Linked DNA regions of Homo sapiens: region 1 is linked to region 2. A link is a loop called in an ENCODE intact Hi-C map of the cell type or tissue named here. Cell type or tissue: mammary epithelial cell. All regions are shown on one strand. Links, peaks and the distances in the headings refer to the core of each region. The heading gives the core; the rest is flanking DNA. Region 1 has its middle 23 kb from the start of MAOA. Region 2 has its middle 74 kb from the start of MAOA.

The links. Hi-C counts contacts between places; a loop is a spot of excess contacts. Peaks named below come from ENCODE experiments on the same cell type or tissue, not always from the same donor. Only the 100,000 strongest peaks of a DNase experiment are listed, where the experiment ranks them.
Region 1: it touches region 2 in a loop (2.2-fold over the local background); 4 of 110 quality-filtered maps call a loop at or near these places.

Annotation. Positions count from the first base shown.
Region 1 is chrX:43,628,522-43,638,902 of GRCh38, forward strand. No RefSeq gene overlaps it. Among named protein-coding and RNA genes, the nearest start is that of MAOA, 23 kb to the right of the region's middle. In mammary epithelial cell, for the core only: no CTCF peak of the experiment used is centred there; a DNase peak (open chromatin) is centred at 5,430; H3K27ac peaks cover 1,560 bases.
Region 2 is chrX:43,577,510-43,587,890 of GRCh38, forward strand. No RefSeq gene overlaps it. Among named protein-coding and RNA genes, the nearest start is that of MAOA, 74 kb to the right of the region's middle. In mammary epithelial cell, for the core only: no CTCF peak of the experiment used is centred there; DNase peaks (open chromatin) are centred at 3,842, 4,832 and 6,302; H3K27ac peaks cover 4,169 bases.

The DNA.
Region 1 (10,381 bases), core at 1,505-9,504, 51 kb after region 2:
AAAAGTAATCAAAACTAAACAATATTTTCCCTATTAAATTAGGACACATTAAAAAATTATAAAATGTCTAACCCTGGTGAGATTTTAATGAAACATAACTGTTACTTACTGCCAATGGTGAGCAAATTGGCACAGTCTTTTTGGGAATCACTTTAACATTTGATATTAAAACTAAGAGAATAATATTACTTGTTAAAGCAATTCTATTTCTGGAAATCTATCCTAAAGAAATAATTCCAAATGTGGGAAAAGCTTTTCTCTACGTATTTTTTTTTATCACAACATTAACTCAAGTTGAAAAAAACATGAAAACAAATACATGTGAAATTTGTTTAAAAGAGTCACTATATATATATTTCATGGGCTGTTATGCAATCATAAAAAGTGATTACAATGAGTTTATGAAAATTTGAAGAATGCTTATAATTTAGTGTTAAGTGAAAGAAGACACATACTTTTTCTATTTCCTCTCTGCTGTTGAGTAGAAAGTTTCTCTTCCATTGATACCACTTTAAAACTGTTATATCCTGCATTTAAACTATGTTTTTTTATCTCAACAATTTAAGATGCTAAAAAGGTGTTTTCTGTGTCAGTTTTACTTACTTTTAAGATGATTCTTATGTTGGATATGATTCATTCACATTAGTTTTCTCTAGGAATTGGACAGAATGGTTCACTGAAACTTTGACTGGAACACAGCACAGTAGCAGGTTAAAACACTGTCCTACTGTGCAGTGGTTTACAATAATTTTAGGGCTTTTAAACACTCCTGGATCATTGCCTTAACTGTATTTGCTGTAGTAAATGCAATAAGATTTTACTTAACCACCAAAGAGATTTTGCCTCAAGGTCATTTCACCCATAAAGCCATCAACAGTAAAGCTCAAGGGCATTCTGGCAGGGATATGGCAACCTGCTGTTGTTAGCTCTGGTAGGAAGAGCTGTACTTCAAGCTGAACTTCATCATTAACTGGTCAGTCCCCACGTTATTTGAGCAGTGTCCAGCCAGAAGTGAAGGTAATGGCTTTGTATTTTGTACACATGTTCCAGAGTAAAATCCACAGTGAGGTACTGGAAACACAGAAATACTTCTACTATATTGCATTTCTCTGCATTTCTAGAACAATAGTCCTTAAGGGAAGAAATGCTCATTAGATTGCTTGGTCTGTGACTTCCTAGACCTCATTGCCCTGGATGAGTTTGACACATACAAGTCTATTCCTTTACCAGAGCAATACTTGGAAAGTCACATACATATCAGCAAGAAATGTGTCAATTTTCAAATGCTTTGAATGTTTCGGGCTTTAAAAAAATTTCAAACCCAAAAATATGGTGAGAAATATATCATCTTTCCTCATGTCATATAACTTTGCAAAAATTATTCCTAATGTGTTAAAATATCTTAGCTACTGCACATATAAAGTTAATGGTTTTCTTATTTTTCATACTTGAATGTTACTGCCTTATTCCTTCTCATTGGGTTGTAATTTTCCATAACGGGTTAATAGAAGACTGGATTTTAAGGTCAGTTAATGTTTGTTAGAACCATATTATTTGTCCCAAATACAGATAATTCATATGCACTGCTTTACCAAAAATAAAAAAATAGAAACAACAAAAAAGAGGGAGAGAAAAACTTTCCTCTTTAGGTTCAATTATAACAAATCCGTTTCACCAAAGTGACACTCTTAATAACAGAATATGCAAGGATGTGGAAGAACTGGAATTCTCATAGATTGCTGGTGGGAATGTAAAATACTGCAATCGCTTTAAAAAACAGTGTGGCCATCTCTTAAAAAGTTAAAGTTAAACATGTTTTTACATTATGATCTAGCCATTCTACTTCTAGGTATTTATTTAAGAGAAATGAAAGCGTAAGTCCATACAAGACTTGTATACGAATGTTCATGGCAGCTCTTTTTTTTTTTTTTTTTTGAGACAGAGTCTTTCTCTGTCGCCCAGGCCGGTGTGCAATGGCACGATCTCAGCTCACTGCAATCTCCACCTCCCAGGTTCAAGCTATTCTCCCGCCTCAGCTTCCCAAGTAGCTGCGATTACAAGCACTCGCCATCATGCCCGGCTAATTTTTGTATTTTTGTAGAGACAGAGTTTCACCATATTGGCCAGGCTGGTCTTGAACTCCTGGCCTCAGGTGATCCACCCACCTCGGCCTCCCAAAGTGCTAGGATTACAGGCGTGAGCCACTGCACCAGGCCAAGCAGCTCTATTTGTAATAACCAAAACCCGGAGTCATTGAAATATCCATCAGGAGGTGAATGGATAAACACATTGTGGCATATCCGCAATTGTCCAATATCCACAAATACCCAATATCAGCAATAAAAACAGAATGAACTGTTGATACACACAATGTGGATGCATTTCAAAATAATTATGCTCAGTGAAAGAAAACAGATAAAAAAGAATATGTTGTGTTTGACCTCGTGTATATAAAATTCTAGAAAATGCAAACTAGAGTGACAGCAAGCAGATCAGTGGCTGCCTAGGAGATAGGTGTAAGGGAAAGGCAGGAAAGAGAGATGACAAAGGAGCTCGAAGAAATTTGTGGGGCTGGTAAATATGTTCATTTTCTTAAATATGGTGATGGTTTCAGCCATGTATACAAATGCCAAAATGTGTCAAATTATACTCTTTAAATATGTGCAGTTCATTATATGTAAATTAGACTTTATTAAAGCTCTTAAAAAAATAATAGGCCAGGCAGGGTGGCTCACGCCTGTAATCCCAGCACTTTGGGAAGCTGAGCTGGGCGGATCACGAGGTCAGGAGTTCGAGACCAGGCTGACCAACATGGTGAAACCCCATCTCTACCAAAAATACAAAAATTAGCTGGGTGTGGTGGCGGGCACCTGTAATCCCAGCTACTAGGGAGGCTGAGGCAGGAGAATCACTTGAACCTGGGAGGCAGAGGTTGCAGTGAGCCAAGATCTTGCCATTGCACTCCAGCCTGGGCATCTCAAAAAAAAAAAGAAAAAAGAAAAAAGAATAACATTCAGTGGAACAAAGGTTGTAAAAAATGTGATAACTAAGTTTCTTTGAAAAGGGATATAAAATTTAAACATCCTGTTTTTTTTAAAGAATGGCTTGGGGGTTACATAAGGAGTAGGACTAGAACTGGAAAAACCTTGTGGAAGGGACAATCACTGAGTGACTTTCTATTCACTAACTCACCAGCTATGAGATGTAGGGGCCAAGGTCCTTGGCTCTCTGGAGGCTTGAAAGTGATATGAGGCAGACTAATAGGAGAAAAGGCATACAAATTTAGTTAATGTGCATACACAGGAGCCTTCAGAATGAAGACACAAAGATACAGGGGAAATGGTCCATTGTTATGCCTAGGTTCAACAAAGTATGGACAGCCATGTAGAAATATAATTGGAAAAGAAGGGCATTATTTCATGTTAATAAACCGTGTGGGAAGACACAGCAAGGTCTATCTTCTTGGCCTCTCTGAGCAACATTCCTTGTCTAGATTTTTCTTGGCCTCTCTGAGCAACATTCCTTCCTTCTGAGTGTGGGGCAGGGCCATCTCTGGAATGAGGGTCTTATGACTGACAAACAAGGAAGGTCAGATAATTTCTTTATGGCCAATTTTTACACAGAAAGGCAGAGGGAGCATTAGAATAATAATTTTAGGTTTTATGACAAGTTTTGTGGGGAAGGGGTTCTGGTTTCTATGACCCAGCTTGGGGAAGAGGGATTATAATTTCTATGGCTGGCCTTGAGGAGAATGGGACTGAGACATGCGGGCAGAAGGTCAGAGAGAAACTTTTGCCCTCTTTCTAACGCCTTCATTTTAGGCATTGTTTTCTGAGCCCCAACAGTAAAAATACCCCCAGAATAGATAGAAATAGTCTAGATTATTATATCAATAATTGTGTAGATTAAAATACCAATGGCCAGGCACGGTGGCTCATGTCTGTAATCCCAGCACTTTGGGAGGCCGAGGTGGGTAGATCACCTGAGGTCAGGAGTTCGAGACCAGCCTGACCAACATGGTGAAACTCTGTCTCTACAAAAATACAAAAATTAGCCAGGCATGGTGGTGCACGCCTTTAATCCCAGCTACTCAGGAGGCTGAGGCACGACAATCGCTTGAACCCAGGAGGCAGAGGTTGCAGTGAGCCAAGACCATGCCATTGCACTCCAGCCTGGGCAACAAGAGCAAAACTCCATCTCAAAAAATAAAAAAATAAATACCAATGACAACACTCAGAGATTAAGGGAGAGCAAAGTAAGATACTGAGCATATAAAATCCTGGTCCAAATATAATCCAAAGTTTCTCCACCCAAGAGAAAGGGATATAAAAAATTTAAAAGCCCTTAGAATCCACAGAAGGTATTCTCCTGACAAATTGCAGCTTATTGCATAGGCCAGAAAAGGTGTTAGGAATGCATGTGAAAACACATATTATCCTGCAAATCTCTTTTTTAAATAAAACTCTACCCATGGACCATTTTTCCAAGCATCCATTAGTATTTAAAACACAAACCCAATTGAAAAATTTTACATTTCACTTAGGGACACACCAAGGAAGGGGTTGGAGGGAGGGGGAGAACATAAAGGTTAGAGGCCTGAGGATCTGCCATTCCTGATTTAATGTGCCAAGAAACAGATACCCTAAATGAGTTAGGGTTACTGGATCTGCCTTTCCTCAAAGCAAGGAAATAATCCTATTGAATATATCTCCCCTCTGAGGCTGCTTTGGAACTGCTGTTTCACCCTAAATCTTCTCTGGATCCTCTTGGCAAATGGCTTTGAGATGACATAATGAAAATGGACTTTGGGTCTTGTTTTTAATTTCATTCATGCAAACGGAAAGATGGGTTCCATCTAAAAGTTCTGATGTGGACACTGGCAAGTGTTGGAAGTAACACAAACACAAAACAGGCAAGAAGATGAGGAGAAAAACAGAGAATACAAGAAGAGATGAAAGGAGGGAAGAAAGACCCTGTATATGATTATTTGGAGTTAGGAAAGGAAATTGGATTGCCTAGAATGGCAGACACTTGGAATAAGTGGGAACCCACAACATTTACTGATGGATACAGCTTCATTAGGAGATAATTGTTAATTTAGTCTAAAAGAATGAATAGGGAACATCCAGGTAAAAATTTATATATAGAGAGAATGAAGCCCAGGATGCAGCACAAATAAAGGTGTGACATTATGTGCTGCTATTACTAGTGCATAGAATGTGTGTATATTGAGGGTGGAGGGTGGGGCAGGTGAAGAAATGTGTAGAGGGTCAAAACCAGGAAACTGACATTGGCACAATACAATTAATTTGACTACAGATCTTATTCAGATTTACCAAATAACAGTGTTTTAAAAATTGAAGTGTTGACATTTCAACAGTGACATGTATATTAGTCAGGTATCATTACTAATGGCTTACGTGGACCGTCATTCAGAAATAACTTCAGTGATGCTGGTGAACATGTACTAACCTATATAAGTACATTTCCTGGTATGAGGCACAGATGGCCCCTGTCTTAGGGAAGTGTGCAGTCCAGTTGGGGAGCTGATGTAGGGGAGGAAAAACAATTTTCTCTTTATCCTTCGTAGTTCTTAGTTGAGATGGATCCTTGTATCAAAGGTAAATTAATAGGAGAAAAACAAAGTCTAATAACATGTATGCTTCATGTATACAAGGGATATATTCAGGGAGAATGAGTAAATCTCAAAAAGTTGGCTTTGAATTCAGGCTTAAAAAATCATCATTCTCTAAAGCAAAGAAAGAGAAGAAGACCAGTTATGGGGAGATAGCTAGGAAAAGGAAAAGCATGGTAAAGAAGGATAAGGTTTGTTACACAGATTTAAGTTGATTCCTTCTCCATTGACAAGAGTCTTTATTGATTTAGAATCATTCCTCTCCTCCTGATACAAAGAGGGAGACACCCTTATAAATGAATTATTTCCTTTATAGATGTAAATTTCCCTTACAAAAGGATAACCTCTACTCTGTTTTCAGAGTTTCCCCTGTGTCTGCCATTTCTCAAAATAATCTTTATGCCAAAAAGCTATATTTTGGGGTGGCATATTCTGGTCTCCTACAGTCACATTTTGGGGTGGTGTTGGGGTGGAGAGAACAATACCACAAAGTATAGTGCTTGGGCATGCTGAACACTTTTGAATTAAAGGAAATCGGAAGGCCTTCGAAGCTACCTCAAAACCAAGGACTTTCTAACCTTCTCTGGTTTTTCCCCGACTAGCACAGGGAGAGAATCTTTCTGGAATTTCCTCATCTGACTAAGAAATCTTCTTTCCAAATAAAATGCAATTGTCTTAAGACTCCCTCCCTAGGAATAAATAACCAAGAAAAATTAACCAGCAGGGACGAAAAAACACAAAAAGTTGTCACTATGCCCAGACAGACTTTTCATCTATTCTTCTGAGGACAGCTCCAAGAGATTACCTGGGAAACTTTATCTGCATAATAAAACAACCATTGTTCACAATGAAGTTCTGCCCCTCATCTTCCTGCTACCTCACCCAGAGCTCGGAGGAACTCTGTCACAGGTCATTGTTATTTGGGTTCATTCGTTTCCCCTGAAAATCATTTATTACCCCTCACTGCTAGGTGGGGTGTCAGAGCCCTGGCATCAGAAAGTGATCGACTCATGGGTTGGTAGGAAGAATTTACCAATGACAGTATAAGTTTGAAAAAGGAAAGTTTTATTAGAAAGAAATAATGCTGTAGACGAGTGCAACGGGGCACCTCAGAAAGACAGGACTGAGTGTGCCATGGTGGATTTTTTTCCTCAGGGGTATTTATGGACCTTAAAGCAGGAGCTTAAGGGTAATTTGGAGTATATTAGTCACAAAGGTCATGATAAATGATTACATTTGTAGACATTTTGGTGCCTTAATGTCAGCAATGGTTGCACAAGGAGTTTCAGTTTGCATGCATTCCAGGGATGTATAGAAATTCTAGTTACTTAAAAATTTGGGGGAAAGAGACCTGGAACCAGATGCCTGCTTTAGATAATAGGGAAGTCTAATTACTTCTGAATTCCTCAGATAAGGAGTTTTGTCTCTAGATGGTCTGCTTGCTGGTCACCAGGTGATCTTGCTCTCCTCATTTTCTGCCTGAAAAATATCTTGGTCAAATCTTTGACCCTTCATATTCCCCCATACTCATGTCTAGCTGCTGCCTCTTAGGGTCTCAAGAAGAAAGGGAAAATGGCACAGTGAAGAGCGGTGTCGAGTCTGGTTACCTCCTGCTGAAAGGGAGCATTGAGGGGATACATTGTGTTTTCCCCTTTCTTGCTCTCTGTCATGAAGGGAATGAAAGTCATGAAAACTTGTTCACAGGGAAGACTGGATTCCATCAAGAATCCCCTTGTAAATGGAAGTTGCTGTTGCAGGCCAGTATTGGGATTGCATAGTCATCTGTAGATGGAATCATTGTAATCAGGAAGATATAAACTTAATAAGAGCGTTTAAGAGGCAGGGACCAAATATTAAAACAAGAATGATATGGATGAAAGGTGCAAAGAACGGGGGAAGCCAAGTGATTTATGGAAACCAATCAGTAAAGGTTTTGGGCCAGTCTTGGTTACCTTGGGAAAGTGTGTGTAGCCATTTGGCTTGTTTGAAAATTTCTTGGACCTTAATTTTCACTTCTCCAGACACATTAATATAGATGCAACAGATTTTGTTGATGACAGCACAGACTTCTCCTTGCTCGGCTTGGAGGTAATCTAGAACTCATCTATTCAAAAACCATTTCTGCTAGTGAGTTTAAAGACTTTTCTAGCACCGATAGACTTGCACTAGCTTTGGCTAAGGCTATTTCAAGGGAGGCAGTAAGTTCTCGTAGTGTGATTTTATGGTAAGTAAAACCTCCCCAAGGGGCAAGAATTGCAATGCTTCCTACAACTCCAGTCACAATAAATCCTAGGGCCCTTTTTCTTCTTGAATGGAATTATAGATTGGAAGTTATGCTCAAGACAGTAATTTGGATGGGAGCTATTGTTCCCAGAGTGCAATCACCATAATGAAGAGAGAATTATCAAGGTGGTATAGTGCCAAAGCTTGAAAAGGGTTTAAATAATTCTTAGCAGTGCCACAAAGCCATAAGAGCCCAGGATGGGCAGGTAATATAGTTTCAAGCTTTTTGGACTAAGAGGTCCTCCACTGCTGAGGCTTTTAAGTGGGTGCTGGGGGGCCATCCCTAGGATACTAGGTCTAATGTTTTTGAAAAATATGCCATAGGGTCCTTAGAGAGCCCCAGATTTTGGGCTAAGAATCTTAAACCTATTCCCCTTTGTTCATGTACATACAAAAAGAAAGGCTTAGTCAAATCTGTTAGGGCCAAGGTCGGGGCTGAGATTTAAGCTTGTCTTAAAGTGTTTAGAGCATGCTTCATATCATTAGTCCAGGATAGAGGTAGTTCCTCAATTCCCTTGAGGGCTCACATAAAGGTTTTGCTATTAATCCAAAGGAAGGAATCCATATTCTGGCAAAGCTACTGTTTAGTTTCCGGAGTTGTCACATTTAAAACGAGATCTTTTCAAGCACTAGAGAAGCTCTTTGTACCAGGGGTTAAAATAAGACTGAGAGGTGCTTGTTCTTGCCCTTGCCCTTGCCCTAGTCCTTGTACTGTAGGATCCCTTTGTTGGGTAGGTTGGCAAGGTTGTGGCTGTGACAGCACAGAAGGAAGAGATGTCCCCCTTCTCATGAGGGAGAGAGGGGCACTCACTCTTCCAATGACCCTCTTGTTTGCAATGAGGACAGGGTCTAGGGGACAGCTTGTAACCCAGAGGTTTGGGACATTCTTTACTCCAGTGTCCTGGATTTCTACAGCAATGCCAGGCCCCCATTCTTTTAGTATTATAGGGACGAGCCTTGGGGTTATTAGCTAACAAAAAAGAATGTGCCAATGCTGTTGCCGTGTATTTAGCTTGGCAACAGCATTTTTTTCTCCTCTAATTGAGCCTTTTTTATTTTTGGTGTTTCCTCCTGGTTATTAAAAACCTAAAGTCTGTATTTAATAAAGTAGGAAAGGGAGTTTGTGGGTCTTGCTCTAACTTTTGGAGTTTTCGTCTGATGTGTAGGGAAGCCTGACAAAATGGATTGGCCCTCAGGGCTTTTGGAGTCTAAATTTGTATATTTATGCATGGCCTCCACCAGTCTAGCTTGGAAAAGGGCAGGATTGTCAGATGGCTCCTGAGTGATTTCTTGTAATTTAGAAAAATTAACAGATTTTATTACAGCCTTTCTCATTCCTTCCAAGAAACAATTTATCATATAGTCTCATCTGCCCCTGCCTCTGTTTGGGCTGGCATCAGCAGCCTGGTATTGCAAATTGGGTTGTGTGTTGGGGACAGCTTCTGCACCAGCTCTATCATCATTAGGATTATAAGCATGAGCGTCATCTGCCCAAGCTGGAACTAAAGACCATATGTGTGATTTTTCTTCATGGAAGCAGCAAGTAGTTAATACCACAAATATGTCTTGCCAGGTTAAATGAAAGACAATAGTTAAAGCCCCCAATTCTTGAATGAACTTAGAGGGATCCTGGCTAAATGAACCTAACTTGGATTGAATTTGCAAAAAATCAAACACTGGAAAAGGAACATAAACTCGAATTGTTCCCAAATCTTCATTTGCCACCTCGTGGAGAGACAAAACTATACTAGTGGTATATGTGACTCCTGTGTGAGTATGTGAGAGTGATAAAGTGTCTAGATATGGAAGGGGTGTTGATTAGCAGATGGAGGGGGTGTAGGTGAAGTGGGAGCAGGCTGAGGAGAGTGTGATAGGCAAAAGGAAGGATCATCTAAGACATAGAATCAGGGAGGGAGGAAGTTCCTTGGAAACATATGCGACAATTTTTATGTTATTTTGGGTTTTGGGATAAAGCCAAAAAGACCTGAACATTTGGGACCTCTGAATCCTTTCCAAGGTTCTGGCAAAATGAATCTAGTTGTAAAATAATGTTCCCGTCCAGGGTTGGTTTAATTAAGAGGCCAATTTAAATTATCGGGAAGCTTATATTGAACCCAAGCTGTATTACAAAAGAAAATCATACACTTCTTTTTGAGAGTGTGTGGGTCAAAATGGGACTAGTTTTTAAGTATGCAACCCAAGGGCGAGTCGAGTGGAATTGAAGAATGAATTGAACCCATATTGGATTTTGGTAAAGGACTACAAGATCCCTGGGGCAACCCTGAGGGATTTGGACCTCCCTTTTTCCATTGGCTTGCTCTATTCAGTGATGTTCCACCATGGATATAGGGCCTGCCCTTGCCTGGATGACCAGTCCAAGAGTGCCCTTGTTTGAGTGGTCAGCTCAAACCTAACGTGAAGGAGAACTCACCCATAACTTGGGATGAGGTGCTTGTGATGAAG
Region 2 (10,381 bases), core at 1,388-9,387:
GAATGAAAGTCATACAGAGTGTTGCTCTCCAACCATAATGGAATGAAACTTAAATAAAACATGGATGTCTCTAAATATGTAGAAAATAAACATACTTCTAAATAAACCATGGATAAAATATGAAGTTAAGGCAAATAAAAATACACAGAAGTTAATGAAAATGAAAATGCAATATATTAAATTGTAGGTGATGCAGCTCAAGCAATGCTAAGGGAGATTTATAGCACTATAGGTTTATATTAGACATGAGAAAAGGTCTTAAAACAGTCCAACTTGTTACCTCAAGAAACTGGAAAAAGATAAAGTAAACCCAAAGCAAGCAGAAGGAATAAAACATCAGCAGAAATCAATGAAATTAAAAACTAGAAAACAATAGAGAAAAAAACAAGTGAAACAAAAATCTGGCTCTTCGAAAAAAGTCAATAGAATTGATAAACTTCTAACAAGACTGATAAATAGAGAAAAGATACAATCACAAGTATCAGGAATAAAATAAGAGACATCAATATTAATTTTGCAGCTATCAAAAAGATAACAAGCAAATACTACAAATAACTTTTTGTTCATGAATTTGTCAACTTAGAAGAAATGGATCGATTTCTCAAAAGCTACTAAAACTCCATCAAGAGGAAATAGATAATATGAGTAGCTGTGTGACGATTAAAGAAATCAAATTTATAATTTAAGAGCTTATAAAGAAGAAATCTCCAGGACCAAATGGTTTGCTGGGGAATTCAACCAATAATTTAAAGAAGAATTAACACCAGTATTTCACAATCTCCTCCATTTTATGAGGCCAGTTATTACCTGATACAAAACCAGAAAAATGCATGTTCTGCATTTATGGTCATTATGCTTCCCATGTTAAGTGAAACCGTTCGTTTCCTAAGGCTGCTGAAAAAAAAAAAAGCACCACAAACTGGGTGGCTTTCAACAGAAATTTATTCTCTCACAGCTCTGGAGGCTAGAAGTCTGAAATAGAGATGTCAGCAGGATCATGCTGTCTCTGAAGGTTCTAGGGGAGAATCTGTTCCATGTGTTTTGTTGTCTTCTGATGTTAGCTGCAATCCTTGCTGATACTTGGTTTGTAGACCCATCACTCTGATCTCTCTTGTTATCACTTGGCATTCTCCTTTGTGTGTGTGTTTTCCTTCTCTCATAAGAACAGTCATTGGATTAGGACTCACCCTAATCCAGTGAGGTCTCATTTTAACTTGATTACATTTTCAAAGACCCTATTTCCAACTATATTCAATTCATGGGTGCCAGGAGTTAGGATTTCAACATACTTTTCTGGGGGACATAATTCAACCCACAGCACCATCTGAATAAGTAGAACAACATTTGAAGAAAAGCTTTGTTTAATGTGATTTCATTAATTAAAAAAAGAGGCACAGATAGTTGATGCCAAATTTAAAGATTTACTTTTAACAGAAATCACATCTATGTAACCATGATAAACAATCAACATCCTCCAAAATGCAATTACAAATGCAATCCTGTTATCAGGAGCAATGTTACTGCAAGCAAAGGAAATACAAACAGTTGTCCAATTTCAGTTGCTTTATCTATGGTTTCAATGATTGTTTACAACCATTTACTTGCAATGCCTGAATGTCATCAAAACAAGAGACTGTTCATGAATTCCTTTCATTCTGAGGTGGTTGAACTGCAGGCATTTACTATCTCACTCCCTCCTTCATAGACTCACACTTTCTCATCTTCACCCACCAAGCAGCAAGTGTATCTATCAGTCAAACAGGAAAACAGAAGCCACTTCAAGGATTTGCAACAGGTGAAATTTAACACAATAAATTGTTCACAAATAACAGAGTAAATGAAAGGAAAAAAAGTGGTGAGGCAACGTAGAAATGAGGAAAAACCGGAACTGACTACAATTCTTAACCTAGAAGGTCAAAGGAAAGAAGCAATTCTCAGAGCCCAGGGGGAGTTGAAAGAGGCTGGAAACATAGCAGAAGTTGGGTTTCAGGAAGGAATGGAACCATTGCCAAAGCTGTACCTAAGGCTAAGAAGGCGATGGAGAGAGATCCTAACTTCTCCCCACCCTCCAATCTGATCTCTGACCCTTGTCTCCTATTGGTCAAATCCAGCCAGAAATCACCTTTGTAGAGGCCAAGGGAACGCAGCTTTATGAGGAAGGGCAGAGCAAGAAAAGGGCAAGAAGTCTGTTGGGAAATAATGCCCGGGTCCTGCACATCTTACTCCTCTCACCAAACTTTACTCAGGCAACTCTTCTACCAGTGACACTTTTTGTATTGCCTTTTTATTGGCATGTATGATGTCTAATATTCTACTGCTTATGTGTTTGCTGCTATGTAGAAGGAAGATAGCTCATATTTGTTGAACCCTGAAAACAAACATACCCAGCTAATGAATTCATTGTTAAGTAACTAGGAATCACAGTTTAATATGCTATTATACAAAAACCTCTTGTGAATTGCTATAGGTGTTTAAGAGTTTGTTTTTGTTGTTTTTTAGTAGAATTTAGAGGAATGGATTAGGATCTGGAAATGGAATGGGAACACATTTTTCTTATTTAAAGTAATAGCTCCTGCATTTCCAAAATTCTCTGCCACCAAGTTTTGGGAAACAAATTAAGAGTCAGAAATTAAGAGATGCATGGACTTGCCTAAATCTGCTAACAAGTTTTTCAAATTGGGTCTGTAGAGTCCTCTTTCTAACTCTTGATTTATATTTTATTTCTTCCAAGATTTTAGAGATAACCTATAGCCTAGACATTTTCTACTTGGATATATGCTAAGCCTTGCTTTTTTTTTTTTTTTTTTTGAGACAGAGTCTCGCTCTGTCGCCCAGGCTGGAGTGCAGTGGCATGATCTCAGCTCACTGCAGCCTCCGCCTCCCAGATTCAAGCGATTCTCCTGCCTCACTTTCCTGAGTAGCTGAGACTACAGGCGTGTGCCATCATGCCCAGCTAAGTTTTGTATTTTTAGTAGAAGCGGGGGTTTCACCATGTTGCCCAGGCTGGTCTCGAACTCCTGAACTCAAGTGATCTGCCTGCCTCAGCCTCCCAAAGTGCTGGGATTACAGGCATGAGCCACCATGCCCAGCGAAGTCTTGCTTTTGATCACTATTTATAAAGGATTTTTTTGTATCAGATTCATTTAAAACATCAGTAGGCAAATTAGGTTACCGACCCTATTATGAGTTAGATCATCACTGCCTTGAGACCTAGATCTATTTGAAATTTTTTTAAAAGGTTACAATGTTTTCTGCTGTGAACTCCTGTCCTCAAGCAATTCTCCTGCCTTAGCTTTCCTAGTAGCTAGAACTACAGGCATGTGCCGTCATGCCTCGCTCTTGTTACTGAATTCTTACATTCACATATAACTTCACTTAGGATGGAAGAGTGCTAAAAATAGTAATAATTTTTATTTCCTTTAAATCAAAGTTATACAAATTAAGAGAAAAATAACGTGTTTGGGTAGGACATTTATTCTCTGAATAATGTCCTTTATCATGTCATATGTTTAAAAACAAAGTTTATGGAAAGAACAGTGATATAAAATTTTATATATGGGACAAAGCCAATAGAGTCATCATTCTTCACGAGAATGGTGATCCTGATACTAGGAAGCCAGGAATATTGCAGACATTGCATTCCAATCACAGCCTTGCCTCAGTATTCTATGATTTCACAAAAGTGAGACAAGGGGCCAGTGTCAGTAGTCCCCTCTCTGCCAACACAACTGATAATATCAAAGAGAATAAACGTAGCAGCAAGAAGGGTTTGGCCTCCAGGCATGTCAAAGAAGTTACAGAAACACACATGGAAGGCCCTGGTTCAAAGCATACTATCAAACACCTGAAAGCAACATGTGGCAACTTGCAAGGTAGCTGCTGGTTCACAAATTGGACACCAATACAGCAGTGGGAGAGGAAGGATGAGTACTCAGTGGAGAGACTCTTCCAAACAAAGGCTAACCGCATCTTCTAGGGATCATTTGGTGGGCTAGTCCTAGGTGGGCTCAGGTGCTCTATTTAAGAATCATAGCACAATTACACAGCCATTTTCAAACACTGTGACTACAGTGCCACCAATATGACACCTTTCAAGCCTCATACTTGAATTTCTACAGCTGGGTTAAAAGCCATATCCCACACTAAGAGGGTGTGACATAGTCTTGGCCACAGACTGGGTTCTAGAAGGTGAGTATCTGGAAAATGTGGTCAAACTAACTGCCACAGAACATACTTTAAGAAGTTGAGTAGGAATATATTAGGGGACAAAAAATGTCAAACCCTAGCTTTCTGCTAATATGTAGTTCCTTGCTCCATAGACCTCAAGTCATTTTCATGTGCTAGGGAGAAAGATGACTAACACAGTTATCTGCCTCTTAAGAGTTATTACATCTAGTAACAGACTCTATTATATTGTATTTTAATGTTGGAATATGAAGTATTTACCAAGACCTGTGGCAATACAAAACAAATGTGTGACGGTACTGCATGAAGTAGAGGGTATTCTGGCACTTGAGGTCTATGCATTCTCTAAACATGACCAAATTGCTCAATACACTGCCGGGTATTATCTAGTACACCCTTAGGTGTTAAAAAAAAGTCTCACTGGGCTATTCATGCTCAGTAATATGAGCATGAAAATGAGCAAGGATATGACAGCTCAGGCTGTCATAGGATCCAGAATTTACATCAAAAAAACTAGACATTTAGAACAGTACGTTTCCATATTATATCTCGGGATGTGATGCAGGTTTTCCCAAGGCCCTGTGGAGCTCTGTCTGAAGCACGAAACTACTTGCAGGGAACAGAAGAAAGCCTTTTGGTGAGGACAAAATATTGCCTAATAGGTTGAGCAAGCCCAAGACAAATGAACATAGCATGACTCCTGAGAAATGAGGTACCTCAGCTTACAACACTCCAAACTTTGGGATCCTGTTCCTTCTCAGGTGATAGAAGATTGGCCCATGCTATAAAATCCCAAGTATTCCTTCAGAGTAAGAAGCAACTAACAGTACTTGAGGCTAACAGTGGATATTCAACTTAGGTGATTAATTTCCTTAGATCAAGACATCCCAATATTCCAATATAAAAATAAAAAACAAAATACCAATGCCAATTTCCTGGTTTTGACATTGTACTAGAGTTATGCCAATGCTACTATTAGGAGAAATGGATGAAAAGTACATGGGACTCTCTGTTCTATTTTTGCAACTTCCCAGGAGTCTATGATTACTTAAAAAATGTTTTTTGAAGTAATAGAGTCAGAGATCTTGCCCAAAGTCATAGACCTTTCAAAAACTTATAATTAGATCCTAGGATAGAATAACTTGTTTGATTAACTAGCCTTACGAAACATGCTACCACAGTAGAGATCACCTTGACCCATGAGCTACAGGCCAAAATAAGCGATCTATTACATTAGGGGTTCTTAAGTTGGGGGTCTGTAATATCCACGAGGTGTTTCAGCTTGATTTAGAAAGCATTTATCTTTATTTTTAGTAACCTCCAACTTAAATTTAATACTTCCTTTAGCTAATATATTCAAACCACAGCACCATTAGCAGAACCTGTGAATTGTGAATTTGTCACAATAGAAATCAGCTATTTTCATTTCACATTACCTTGTTGCAGATTTCAAATTACAACTTGTGCTTATCATTATTTCAAAACTATGGTAGTAAATAGACTGGCCACCAGATCTTATATGACTGCTTTCTTTGTGTCTACAGACAGTAAAACGTAGTCGCTCAACTCTGCGTCAGTAAGATATTCAGCTACTAAACAACAAAGGAGAAAGTTATTTCATGGGTAATCGAGGCAGTCACGTTGCTTTCGAGTACTCCCTATCTACATTTTTTTTTTTTTTTGAGATGGAGTCTCGTTCTGTCACCCAGGCTGGAGTGCAGTGGCGCCATCTCAGCTCACTGCAACCTCCGTCTCCCAGGTTCAAGTGATTCTCCTGCCTCAGCTTCCCGAGTAGCTGGGACTACAGGTGTACACCACCATGCCCAGCTAATTTTTGTATTTTTAGTAGAGACGGGGTTTCACCATGTTGGCCAGGCTAGTCTCCAACTCCTGCCCTCAGGTGATCCACCCACCTCAGCCTCCCAAAGTGCTGGGATTACAGGTGTGAGCCACTGCGCCCAGCTACAGTTTTTTTTTTAATCTATTCACTAAAGGTGGCAAGTCATTCTCATTAAGTTGTTGCAAAACTAGCACTCAAATGAGAGCTCTTAACTCTCAAATGAGAGCTCTTAACTCTCCATAAGGCAGCATGACTTTCATAACAGAGAGTACATAGACTACAAGGGTGGACCAGGCAAGTTCAAACACATCTAACAGTTGCAGTAACTTCAAATAATACGTTTAACAGTTATTACTAATAGATTAAACAATGATGTAGGTAGGTCATGCACAGGGTAAACATGAATAACAAGTGATTTTTTTTCTTCTTATACTCTTTTTGCACACTGTTAGGAAATAAAGCTATATACAAGGCACATACAAGGTATTTTATGAGGGGCATTTACGTATTATTCTGTGAAAACACCCCACATTTAAAATATAACTTTTGAAGGAAAACCAGTCACACTTGTAAACCATTTTCCTAGGAAGGCACAGAAAGCTACATAACTGCAATGCTGGGGGGAGTGTCTTACCACGATGAAGATGCAAGTTCATTTCTTTGAGGAAGGATAGTTGTCAACACCTGGAAACACCGCAGAACTTTTTCAGAAAGTCATTTTTCCTTAAAGGCAAAATTCAATCATGGATTCATAATCTTTTTGTAAGTATAAAACTCTGTCAAAGATCTTGGCCTAGCCAAAGATGACCTATTGATTTTAAAAAATAATGGCTCTGAGACACAATTCACATATGAAAAGAATAACCCATTTCTGCTGTACAATTCAGTGGTTTCTTAGTATATTTACAAGGTTGGGCAACCATCATCCCTATCTGATTTCCAAACATTCCATCACCCCTAAAAGAACTCCCATACCCATCAGTAGTCATTCCTTTCTCCCAGCCCCTGAAAACCACTAATCTATTTTATTTCTATAGATTTATTCTAAACATTTCATAGAAATGGAATAATCCAACACATGGCCTTTTGTGCTTCCTTCACTTAGCATGATGTTTTCAAGGTTCGTCCCTTTTATCACCAAGTAATATTCCATTGTATAGATATGTCAGATTTTGTTTACCCATTCAGTTGGACATTTGGGTTGTTTCTACCTTTTTTGGCTATTAGGAATAATGCTGCTATGAACATTTATTTACAGAGTTTTGTTAGACACATTTTAAATTCTCTTGGTATATATCTAATAATAGAGTTGCTGGGTCATGTGATAATTCTATATTTAATATTTTAAGGAACTGCCTAACTGTTCTTCATAGCAGTGGATTAGATGAAGCCAACCCCACAGATTCTAGGACTTCAGTGAAGACAGGGCAGCTCTGCAACTGAGCTGACTCTGAAAAGACTAGCACTGCAGAGAAACCACCAGGTCAGAAATACTGGCCCTATAATCTCAAACAGTAACTGTTCTGATGCTCCAGTGCCCATGTTGCTTTCATCCTAGACCATTTCATGTCAATCCCACCCACTTGTCCAGCTGTTCTGTTCAGTTATAACTAAATATTGAAATGCAGAACTCGAAGTCCATAGGGAACAGAATAGCAACATTCTTCAGGTCCCAGCTTACTAAGGAAGGGGAACGTGGAGCAGACCCATAGCTCTAGTCATGAAGTCTGGTAACCCACAGAGAAGCCATGGGATTTTTCATCACAAGACGTGCTCTATGCATATGTATGACTGGGCAATGGCACTGGCTCAATTATTAAGTCCAGGAAGAAGTATAGTAAGTCTTCTCTTAACATCATAAACTCTTAGAAACTGTGACTTTGTGCAAAACAGCATATAACAAGACCAATTTGACCATAGGCTAATTGACATAAACAAGAATTAAGTTCCCACAGCATGCCTCTGGTCACAAAAAACATCAAACTTCTAAATAAAGACCAAAACACTTCTAACATTAAACACTGAAATAAATGTGAGCCATACATAGAAAGATTAACAAAAACAAGGTAATTATTTACCTGCTTATTCCAGTTTGGAATCAGTTGACCAGAGCCTGTCCTGGCAGCTGAAGGCACCAGGGAGGAACTCACTGTAGACAGGATGCCATCCCATCACAGGGCACACTCATATACACACCCACTCACACTGAAACCATGTAGACACACCAATTCACTTCACATGCACAGCTTTGGGATGTGGAAGGAAACTGAAGTCCCTGGAGAAAACCCATGCGCACATGGGAAGAATGTGCAGGCTCCACACAGACAGTGGCCCTGGCTGAGAATCAGTGATTGTCATCAACATTAAAACAAAATAATGTTGAATGAAATGACATTATTTGAGGACCTACTGCACATGGAGTGAGGGAGATTGGGACCCAGCCCAATGGCTGCTCAACCTCTAAATAAGTAGATTTTAGAATGGCTGCTTCTAAATAAGTAGATTTGAGAATGGCTAAAGTTCAGCTACCTTCCCCTCTCCACACACATTTGCACCTACCTCCACTGAACAGGAGATGGGGAACTGCAACCAGCTATGTTCATGCTAGCACTTATAGCGGGGGCATGCCATGCTGCAGGGGTTGCTATACCATGGCACCCAAGGCTCAGAAAGCTTTTGCCCCTGCTGCTAGGAAGCACCTGGCCCAGTAGACATTGACCAGCAAGGCCCTACATTGTATCTCCCATCCTCATGCTCTCATTTCATCCTTCTGAGAAGTGTGGATGAGTAAACCTGTCTCCAAGCCAACATGATGGGTAATTCAAGAGAATGAGCATATTTGTGAATCAAACCTTGGTCCAACAGGCCAGCAGCAACCATAAGCCACTTGTTGATGGATAGCCCCTGCTGAGGGGAGGGCAATATCCCACATGACCACTCCTGTGTAGCTACCCATGGATAAGCAAAATTTTGTTTTACTTTACTGAGACTTTGGCATTAGGATCCTTCCAGCTATTAACCTCATCAGCATTACTACAAGATCCACCCATTATTTTCGCAGTTTTGCCACCAGACCTGTCTATGTGTCCCACAGTGTCCTGTTCCTCATATTCAGGACTCCAAGTGCTCTATCTCTACAAATACTTCAAACACAGGGACAAGGGAGTTGCCTCTACACTTTATATAACAGCACAACTAGCCTGGATCCCGGCAGCTATAGCAAAAGGAGACTCACTTTGGGAAGCCAAACAGATTGAGTTTGTTGACAGTAACTTGCAGCAGGGGCTATTCCAGGGCTTGGCTAATGGAGATTCAATCTCTGCCACATGACTGAGATCAGAGTGTTGCCCATCCCTTAATTGCTCTTGATCCTTCAAATCTGGAGGTCACAGATCTTCAGTAAATTATACCTCTGTGATAACCCCAGCCTTGCCAGCCCTCAGGAAGGACGTTCACCTGTTACTAAAACTGAGGAAAACAATATGGCTTGGGCAATAAATGAATGCCCACCCACAGCAAGGACAAAATCCAAGGTTACAGATGCAGTTAGAGCAGTTTACCTGGGCGTTATCTTCCTGAGACTCTGCTCCAAGAGGCTTGTGTAAAATAGCATGTAGGTGTTTAAGAGGTAGAGGAAGTCACTTGTGGGAAAAAATTGAAAGTCTGAATCAAGGTTTTTTAGAATGACTTAAAGAATGAATAGGAAAAGTAGTTACGTTTTTTAGTTTGTTTGCAGACATAAGATGAGAAATAACACAGAACAGAGAGAAAACCAAAGGAATTGCCAACAGTAATCTTTAGCTTTTTAGCAGTCACAGGCATGGAGCCCTAGCAGTGTGTGGCCAAGGAAAGGCTTTATATCGTGAGTGAAGCTGTCCTTCCAAAGTTTAACTCATTTCGTTACTTAAGATCCTTACCAGGTTATAGCCAATACTGAGAAGTTTGTTGGAGAATGCCATTTCCCAAATAAACCTACGTCAAGATGTATTAGAACTTTTTTTTTTTTTTTGAGACAGAGACTCGCTCTGTCACCCAGGCTGGAGTGCAGTGACGTGATCTTGGCTCACTGCAACCTCTGCCTCTTGGGCACAAGCAATTCTCCTGCCTCAGCCTCCTGAGTAGCTGGGACTACAGGCGTGTGCCACCATGCCCAGCTAATTTTTTTATTTTTAGTAGAGATGGGGTTTCACCATGTTGGCCAGGCTAGTCTACGAACTCCTGACCTCAAGTGATCCACCTGCCTCTGCCTCCCAAAGTGCTGGGATTACAGGTGTGAGCCACCACGCCTGGCCAGAACTTCTTCCTCATTCATAGCTGGGAGATTAAACCAGTTGTGCAGGAGGACAGGCAACTTAG